Linked DNA regions of Homo sapiens: region 2 is linked to region 1. Evidence: read pairs that join two places in POLR2A ChIA-PET (ENCODE). Cell type or tissue: MCF 10A. All regions are shown on one strand. Region 1 overlaps SLC25A23 (solute carrier family 25 member 23). Region 2 overlaps VAV1 (vav guanine nucleotide exchange factor 1).

Region 1 (5,000 bases):
TTTTGTTTTTAACCCAGTGCTGGCCACATTAATCTAGTCTTTAGAACTTTTTTTTTTCTTTTTTTTTGAGACAGAGTCTCACTCTGTCACCCAGGCTGGAGTGCAGTGGTGTGATCTCAGCTCACTCCAACCTCTGCCTCCCAGATTCAAGCAATTCTCCTGCCTCAGCCTGCCGAGTAGCTGGGATTACAGGTGTGCGCCACCACGCCAGGCTAATTTTTGTATTTTTAGTAGAGACGGGGTTTCACTATGTTGGCCAGGCTGGTCTTGAACTCCTGACGTCAAGTGATCCGACCACCTCGGCCTCCCAAAATGCTGGAATTGCCAGGTGCAGTGGCTCACACCTGTAATCCCAGCACTTTGGGAGGCTGAGGGGGGTGGATCACAAGATCAAGAGATCAAGACCATCCTGGCCAACATGGTGAAACCCCATTTCTACTAAAAATACAAAAAATAGCTGGGCGTGGTGGTGGGCACCTGTAATCCCAGCTACTCGGGAGGCTGAGACAGGAGAATCGCTTGAACCCAGGAGGCGGAGTTTGCTGTGAGCCAAGATCGCGCCACTGCCCTCCACCCTGGGTGAGAGAGCGAGATTTCATCTCAAAAAAAAAAAAAAATGCTGGGATTACAGGCATGAGCCACCACACCCGGCCGTCTTTAGAACTTCTTTTCAACAGATTGATCTTAATAATAACCCATTAAACATCTATTTGGCAAGTGCTGTTCTAGACCCAAAAGAAGGCTTCTAAAATTTCAAAGGCAATAATGTTAAGTACTTGCCTATTTTACCCAGTCTGTGCCTGGGCTAGGCATTACTAATCCATCACAGCACTGAGTCCTGCTCAACACAATTCCAGTTTCAGGCAGCAATTTCTGGTGGATTAGAATTGGCATAGGAAATGAAACCTATAAGCCTCTCCCAGCCGCAAAGCAAAGAAGGTCTTGTTCTTACAGTCACCTTGGCAGAAGGCTTCAGAAGGGATTAGCCACCCTAAAGTCTTCAGGTGCACAGTTCTAGATTCACATACAGCTGTGAATGTTGGTTCTCACCTTTATTTTGTAGCTTTGGGCAAGTAACTTCCCGAGCCTCAGTTTCTTTTCTATAAAATAGAGATAATAGGGCCGGGCATGGTGGCTCACTCCTGTAATCCCAGCACTTTGGGAGGGAGAGGCAGGCAGATCACTTGAGGTCAGGAGTTGGAGACCAGCCTGGCCAACATGGTTAAACCCTGTCTTTACTAAAAATACAAAAATCAGCCGGGTGTGATTGTGTGTGCCTGCAATCCCAGCTACCTGGGAGGCTAAGACAGGAGAATTTCTTGAACCCGGGAGGTGGAGGTTGCAGTGAGCTGAGATTGTGCCGCTGCACTCCAGCCTGGGCGACAGAACGAGACTCCGTCTCAAAAAAAAAGCAAAAAATTAGCCAAGCCTGGTGGCACATGCCTGTAATCCCGGTGGCATAAGCCTGTAATCCCAGCTACACAGGAGGCTGATGCAGGAGAATCACTTGAACCTGGGAGGTGGGGTTGCAGTGAGCCGAGATGGTGCCATTGCACTCCAACCCAGGCGACAGGGTGAGACTGTGTCTCAAAAAATAATAATAAAATAAAAATAAAGATAATTAGCCGGGTGTGGTGGTGCACAGCTGTAATCCTGGCTACTCCAGAGGTTGAAGTAGGGAGGATCACCTGAGCCCAGGAGGCGGAGGTTGCAGTGAGCCGAGATTTCACCACTGCACTCCAGCCTGGGTGTGAGAGCGAGACCCTGTCTCAATAATAATAATAATAGTTTTGGTCTTAGTTTGAGATCCTTCCAAAACAGACCCTGAAACTGGGACGTGAGGACAAGTGATTTATTGGGGAGGTAATGAGACAGGGAGTCAATGCACACAGTATGAGTATGTTAGTTTCCTAGGACTGCTGTAACAAAGTATCACAAACTGGTTGGCTTAAAACAACAGAAAGTTATTGTCTCACAGTTCCAGAGGCCAGAAGTGCAAAATCAAGGTGTCAGCAGAGCCATACTCCCTCTCAAACTTGTTAGGGGAGAATCCTTCCTTCCTTCCTTCTTTCAGTTTCTGCTTGTTCCCAGCAACCCTGGACATTCTTTGGCTTGTAGATACATTCACTCAAATCTCTGCCTCCGCTGTCACCTGGCTGTCTTTCTCCGTGTGTGTCTCTGTCTTTCTCCTCTACGGACACCAGTCATACTGGACTAAGGGTCTACCCTGTTACCCTACTCATCTTAACTAATTAGATCTGCAAAGACCCTATTTCCAAAGAATGTCACCTTCTAAGATACTGGGGGTTAGGACATCAACATGTTCCCCCCCAAAGGAGGGACATGATTCAACCCGTAACAGTATGTTATCAAGCAAGTTACTATTCCTAGCAAATGGAGTTCCAGCCCTCTAGAGATCTGTGGGAGGCAGCATAAGACATGCTGCACCAGAGAGATGAGGGAGCTGGGGTATTGATCCACCAGGTCAGTCTTTTGAAGGTTGCATCTGGAGATGCTAATTTCCCAGGGCTTTCTGCCCATTCCTAAGTGGTCAGAGCCGGCTGGCCTGCGTTCAGAGAAAGTCCACAAGCAAAGTCTTTGGGTAAATGTTGGCAGTAAGAAGTCAGCAGGTCTGAATTGGAGTGGGAAGGGATGAAGGTGGTGTACTCACAGCATCTACCACAGGCAGTGTCGTTGGAGAGTGTTTTTTTGTTCATTTGTTTGTTTTTGAGACAGTCTTGCTCTTATTGCCCAGGCTGGAGTGCAGTGGTGTGATCTTGCCTCGCTGCAACCTCCGCCTCCCCGGTTCAGGCGATTCTCCTGCCTCAGCTTCCTGAGTAGCTGGGATTACAGGTGCCTGCCACCACACCGGCTAATTTTGGTATTTTTAGTAGAGATGGAGTTTCGCCATATTGGCCAGGCTGGTCTCGAACTCCTGACCTCAAGTGATCCACCCATCTCAGCCTCCCAAAGCACTGGGATTACCAGTGTGAGGACGCCAGGCCCGACCTTTTTTCTTTTTGATACTGAGTCTCACTCTTGTCGCCCAGGCTGGAGTGCATCACGGCTCACTACAGCCTTGAATTCCTGGGTTCAAGCAATCCTCCCACTTCAGCCTCTTGAGTAGCTGGGACCACAGGCATGCACCATCACATCCAGTTTTTTTTTGTTTGTTTGTTTGTTTGTGTGTTTGTTTGTTTTTGTAGAGACAGAGTCTTGCTATGTTTCCGAGGCTGGTCTCAGGCTCCTGGGCTCAAACGATCCTCTTGCCTCGGCCTCCCAAAGTGCTGGGATTACAGGCGTGAGTCACCATGCCTGGCCTTTTGTTGCTGTTGCTGTTTTTAATTTATTCTTTACCCTTCTTGCAAGCAAACAAGTTATAAACTTAGTGTCTTAGAACAACACGAATGTATATCCTTACAGTTCTGGAGGTCAGAAATCCAAAATGGGGTTCTTACTGGGCTTTATAAAATCGAGATGTTGGCAGGGCTGCGTTCCTTCTGGATGCTCCAGGAGGAAATCTGTTTCGTTGCCTTGAAAAAGCTTCTAGAGGCCGCCTGCACTCCTTGGCTTGTGGTCCCTTCTTCCATCTTCAAAGCCAGTAGCATAGCATCTTCCAATCTCTCTCTCGCTTCTGCTTCTGTCTTTACACCTACTTTTCTAACTCTTAGAAGGGCCCTTGTGCCGGGCATGGTGACTCATGCTTGTAATCCCAGCACTTTGGGAGACCGAGGCAGGTGGATCACCTGAAGTCAGGAGTTTGAGACCACTCTGGCCAACATGGTGAAACCCCATCTCTACTAATAATACAAAAATTAGCTGGGCGTGATGGCACACGCTTGTAATCCTAGCTACTTCGAGGCTGAGGCAGGAGAATCGCTTGAAGCCAGGAGGCGGAGGTTGCAGTCAGCCGAGATTGCACCATTGCACTCCTGCCTGGGCAACGAGAACGAAACTCCGTCTCTGAAAAAAAAAAGAAGGGGCCTTGTGCCAGGCATGGTGGCTCATGCCTGTAATCCCAGCACTTTGGGAGGCCGAGGGGGAAGGATCGCTTGAGCCCAGGAGTTCGAGACCAGCCTGAGCAACATAGTGACACTCCATCTCTGTAAAAAGAAAAATAATTAGGCCAGGTACTGTGGCTCATTCCTGTAATCCCAGCACTTTGAGAGGCTGAGGCAGGCGGATCACAAGGTCAGGAGATTGAGACCATCCTGGCCAGCACGGTGAAACCCTGTCTCTACTAAAAATACAAAAAATTAGCCAGGTGTGGTGGCACGCACCTGTATTCCCAGCTACCCGGGAGGCTGAGGCAAGAGAATCGCTTGAACCAGGGAGGTGGAGATTGCAGTGAGCCAAGATCACACCACTGCACTCCAGCCTGGGCAACAGAGCAAGACTTCATCTCAAAATAATAATAATAATAATTTTTAAAAAAAGAAGGACCCTTGTGATGGCATTGGGCCACTCAGATAATCCAAAATAATCTCATCTCAAGATCCTTAACTGAATCCCATCTGCAAAGTCCTTTGTGTCATCTTGGGTAACATATGCAGAGGTTCCAGAGATTAGGGCATAGTCAGTACAGGGGACCCTTATTCCACCTACCAGAGAGGGTCCAGATGAGGACTGGGTGAGGGGACGCAGGGAAAGGGCTGGCCCGGCCCCTAGGAGGTACCAAGTGCTCAGCTAGTAGCACCTGTCATGGGATACAGAACCGGCCAGCAGGCCTTTGAAGCCAGGGTCCTAGGGTCACCCACCCCAACCCTCCCTACTCCCTTCTCCACTCCAGACTCTGAAGAACTGGTGGCTTCAGCAGTACAGCCACGACTCGGCAGACCCAGGCATCCTCGTGCTCCTGGCCTGCGGTACCATATCCAGCACCTGCGGCCAGATAGCCAGTTACCCGCTGGCCCTGGTCCGGACCCGCATGCAGGCACAAGGTGAGGCCTGGGCGGGAGGATGGGGCAGGGGGAGTCTCATCGCTTGGGCCCCAGCTTCTC
Region 2 (5,000 bases), 400 kb before region 1:
TGTGCTACCAGAAAGACACACACCCTTGTTTGTTCATCACAGCAGCATTCACAATAGCAAAGACATGGATCGACCCAGGTGCCCATCAACAGTGGACTGGATAAGAAAATGTGGTACATATACACACACTATGGACTACTATACAGCCATAAAGAAGAATGAGATCATGTGCATTGCAGCAGCGTGGATGCACTGGGTGTTATTATCCTAAATGAATTAATACAGAAACAGTAAGCCAAACACCACATGTTCTCACTTATAAGCAGGGGTTAAACATTGGGTACACATGGACATAAAGATGGGAATAATATTGGCCAGGCACAGTGGCTCACGCCTGTAATCCCAGCACTTTGAGAGGCCGAGGCAGGTGGATCACCTGAGGTCAGGAGTTCGAGACCAGCCTGGCCAACATGGTGAAACTTTCCCCCCACCCCCCACCCCACTGTCTCTACTAAAAATACAAAAAAATTAGCCAGGCATGGTGACGTGCACCTGTAAATCCCAGCTACTCAAGAGGCTGAGGCAGAAGACTCGCTTGAACCTGGGAGGTGGAGTTTGCAGTGAGCTGAGATCATGCCATTGCACTCCAGCCTGGGCGGCAAAGTGAGACTCCATCTCAAAAAAAAAAAAAAAAAAAAAGGCTGGAAACAGTAGACTCGGGGGAGCACTAGAGGGAGGAGGGTGGGATGAAAGAGCTGAAAAACTACCGAGTATATGATCACTCCCTGGGTGTTGGGATCATTCATGGCCCCAACCCTCAGCATTGTGCAATATACCTTTGTAACAAACCTGCACATGTGCCCTCTGATTCTAAAATAAGTTGAAAAAAAAAATATATAGGTGGGATGTAGTGGCTCACACCTGCACTTTGGGAGGCTGAGGTGGGAGGATGTTTGAAGGTCAGGAGTATGAGACCAGCCTGGGCAACAAGGAGAGACCCTCGTCTCTACAAAAAATATAAACATTAGCTGGATGTGGTGGTGCACACCTATAGTCCCAGCCACTGGGGAGGCTGAGCTAGGAGGGTCCCCTGAATCTGGGAGGCAGAGGTTGCAGTGAGCTAAGATCTCACCACTGCACTCCAGCCTGGGCAACAGAGACAGACTGTCACCAAAATAACAATAATAATAATAAAATTAAATTAAAAAAATTAGAAATTCCTGGAAGTTAAAAAAAAAGAAAAAACATATATATGAAAATTGGTTAAAAATAAAAGCCTTCAGGCCAGGCACGATGGCTCACGCCTGTAATCCCAACACTTTGGGAGGCCGAGGCGGGTGGATCACTTGAGGTCAGGAGTTCGAGACCAGGCTGGCCAACATGGAGAAACCCCGTATCTACTAAAAATACAAAAATTAGCTGGGCATGGTCACAGGCGCCTGTAATCCCAGCTACTCGGGGGTCTGAGGCAGGAGAATCGCTTGAACCTGGGAGGTTGCAGTGAGCTGAGATCTCACCACTGCACTCCAGCCTGGGCGACAAAGGGACTCTGTCAGAAAAAAAAAGAAAAGAAAAGAAAAGAAAAAAAGGGGAAAAAAGAAAGGTCAGGGCGACAGAGGGAGACTCTGACTCAAATTAATTAATTAATTTTAAGAGCCTTTTTGAGCCTCTATAGGAATCATATCTCTTTCTTGTGGTCGTCAATTAAAAGAAATAAAGAAGGTGAAAGGCACGTGGGAACCAGCAGGGGCTCAGTAAAAGGTGGATGCTATTACCGTACACTTCTATAAAGTAAAACCTGGATACCCTTTTTCCCAGGCCCGCAGGGCCCAGGCCCCAAAAGGGTATGAGTCAGGGAGAAAGGAGTTACTTAATGCTGATGGCAAATTCTGCTGCATCCTTCACCCTCTGCCGCACCAAGAAAGTCCCGTCCGAGCGGTTGGCCAGGATGCTCTCTGCCCCTGCCCGCTCCATGGGGCCTGCGTACCTGCAAAGAGACACCAAGGACAGAGGTGGCACGGTCCCCGTGCCTGGGTCCCCATATTGCCATATGGAGGTTGCCTTTCCCCCTGAACCCCTTTGATTTTTTAAGTTGGTGACAGCCTGGCTCTAACAGCCCTTCAGCACCAAGGTAGGCCCCGTGGAGGCAGGGGCCGGAGCCCAGACATGGGGAGCGGGCTTCCACTTCTACAGGTCACCACTAAGGTTTGACACATGGATTCGGGGGGATGGCTCAGCCCTTTGGGTCTGGCTGGGTGTCTGGAATTTGGCGATGGCTTCACCAGGCATTTCCTGAAGGCTCACTGTGTGCCCATCTCTGTGGTCACCCGGACAGAAGTAGGGGAAGGAGAATGAGTCACGAGCCTCAGGTGCAAAATGTAAGTGAGAGCCAAAAAACCTAGTCATCAAGGTAAATGACAATAAGTAAAACAAACAGTATTCTAATACAATATTCTTAGAAATCAAAATGAATAAAGTCAGCCATCAAAAGGGAAGCAGCACTGACATGGGCTACAATGGAGATGAGCCTTAAAACATCACACTCAGTGAGAGAAGCCAGGCACAAACGGCCACACACTGTGTGATTTCCATTCATAGGAAATGCCCAGAACACGCCAATCCACAGAGACAGGAAGGAGACCCTTGGTTCCCGGGGGCTGCGGGAGGCAGGAGCAACTGCCCGGGATGGGGTTTCTCTTGGGGGTGCTGAGAATGTTTTGGAGCTAAACGGCAGTGATGGCGGCGCAGTATTGCAAATATACCAAATGGCACTGGCTGGGCGCTGTGGCTCACGCCTGTAATCCCAGCACTTTGGGAGGCCGAGGTGGGCGAATCACAAGGTCAGGAGTTCGAGACCAGCCTGGGCAACATGGTGAAACCTCGTCTCTACTAAAAATGCAAAAATTAGCTGGGCTTGATGGCGGGCGCCTGTAATCCCAGCTATTCAGGAGGCTGAGGCAAGAGAATCGCTTGAACTCGGTAGGCGGAGGTTGCAGTGAGCTGAGATCACACCACTGCACTCCAGCCCAGGCAACAGTGCGAAACTCTGTCTCCAAAAAAAAAAAAACAAAAAGCCACTGAATATAAATATAACATGAATATATTTATAATGTGAGTGTAAATATTCAATATAAATAATAGTTATATATAATAATATATAATCATTATATAATAATATATAACTATCTATTGTAGATAGCTATATGTTAATATAGATAGTTATATATAACCCTATAATATATAATATGAATATAATATAAATATACATGTAATATTTATATTACATGGAATACACCATATATAGTCTATGTAAATGTATAATATATGGTATAACATACAATATATTATAAATGTAAATGGGCAACATAAATAATACATACTAATTATATGTAATACATAATTATATATAATATATAATTTTTTTTGAGACAGTGCCTCGCTCTGTCTTGGCTCACTGCAACCTCTGCCTCCTGGGTTCAAGCAATTCTCCTGCCTCAGCCTCTGGAGTAGCTGGGATTACAGGTGCACACCACCACGCCCAGCTAATTTTCTGTACTTTTAATAGAGGCGGGGTTTCACCATGTAGGCCAAACTGGTCTCGAACTCCTGACCTCAAGTGATCCACCCGCCTCAGCCTCTCAAAGTGCTGGGATTACAGGCATAAGCCACCGTGCCCAGCCCATAATACATAATTTTATATAAGCGTAAATATCTCTTGTTAATGTAATGTATATTATAGTATATAATGTACAACATGATTTAAATGTAACATACAATAAAGAATATTAATTATGTGTAATACATAATTATACATAATATATAATTTTATATAAGTGTAAATACATCATGTTAATGTAAATGTATGTTAAAATACATAACGTACAATATGACATAAATGTAACATATATAAATAATAAATATTAATTATACATAATATATAATTTTATGTCACCTAACATAATGTAAATGTAAATATGTAATATATAAAGCTACAGTATAGTATATTATATAACGCATATGATATATAAACATAAATGTGCAATATAAATAATAAATGTTAATTCTCTAGAATATGTAGCATAATATAAATGCAAATCTGTAATATAAATATACTATGATATATGGTATAATATGTGATAAGATGATATAAATGTAAATATACAATTTAAAGAATAAATATTAGTTATATATTATACATAATTGTAGATAAATATAATATAATGTAAAGTAAATAGGTAACCTATAAATCTTATTATAATATATTGTGTATGGTATAATATAATATAAACATAAATGTGCAACATAAATAAAAAACATTAATTTGTGAAAATACATAGCATAATATAAATATATTTTATGATATGTGGTATAATATATAATAGGTTGTAAACATAAATACACAATATAAATGATAAGTATTAATTATAAATCATATGTAATTGCATATAATATCTAACATCATGTAAATGTTAATATGTAATATAAATGTAAATATGAATAGAAATAGAAATGCCAGTAACAATTACAAGGTTAATTTTATGTTGTATGAATTTCACCTCATTTTTATTTATTTATTTATTTGTTTGTTTGTTTATTTTTTGAGACCGAGTCTCGCTCTGTTGCCCAGGCTGGAGTGCAATGGCGCAATCTCGGCTCACTGCAACCTCCGCCTGCCAGGTTCAAGCGATTCCCCTGCCTCAGCCTCCTGAGTAGCTGGGACTACAGGCGTGCGCCACCATGCCCAGCTAATTTTTTTTTGTATTTTTAGTAGAGACAGGGTTTCACCATGTTGCCCAGGCTGGTCTTGAACTCCTGACCTCAAGTGATCGACCCGCCTCGGCCTCCCAAAGAGCTGAGATTACAGGCGTGAGCCACTGCGCCCAGCCGAATTTCACCTCAATTTTAAAAAACGAATGCAAATCTGGTTCGAGTTGGTGTTTAACATCTTTTTTTAATGAATGCAAAGAAACCATGATGAACAAACATCAACATTTTGAATAAAGACAGAATCTGACTGCCCGACTCACCTCACCCACCTCCTCTTACTCCCAGCTCTATTG

Evidence for each region. ChIA-PET counts read pairs that join two places held together with the same protein. Peaks named below come from ENCODE experiments on the same cell type or tissue, not always from the same donor. Only the 100,000 strongest peaks of a DNase experiment are listed, where the experiment ranks them.
Region 2: POLR2A ChIA-PET joins it to region 1 with 5 read pairs; 3 of 35 experiments call an interaction of 5 or more read pairs at or near these places.

The regions. Positions count from the first base shown.
Region 1 is chr19:6,444,091-6,449,090 of GRCh38, reverse strand. It overlaps SLC25A23 (solute carrier family 25 member 23), which reads left to right. Exons shown (of 10, transcript NM_024103.3): 9 at 4,790-4,940. Among named protein-coding and RNA genes, the nearest start is that of SLC25A41, 13 kb to the right of the region's middle. In MCF 10A, no CTCF peak of the experiment used is centred here; no DNase peak of the experiment used is centred here.
Region 2 is chr19:6,844,925-6,849,924 of GRCh38, reverse strand. It overlaps VAV1 (vav guanine nucleotide exchange factor 1), which reads right to left. Exons shown (of 27, transcript NM_005428.4): 23 at 1,811-1,927. Among named protein-coding and RNA genes, the nearest start is that of ADGRE1, 40 kb to the left of the region's middle. In MCF 10A, no CTCF peak of the experiment used is centred here; a DNase peak (open chromatin) is centred at 2,284.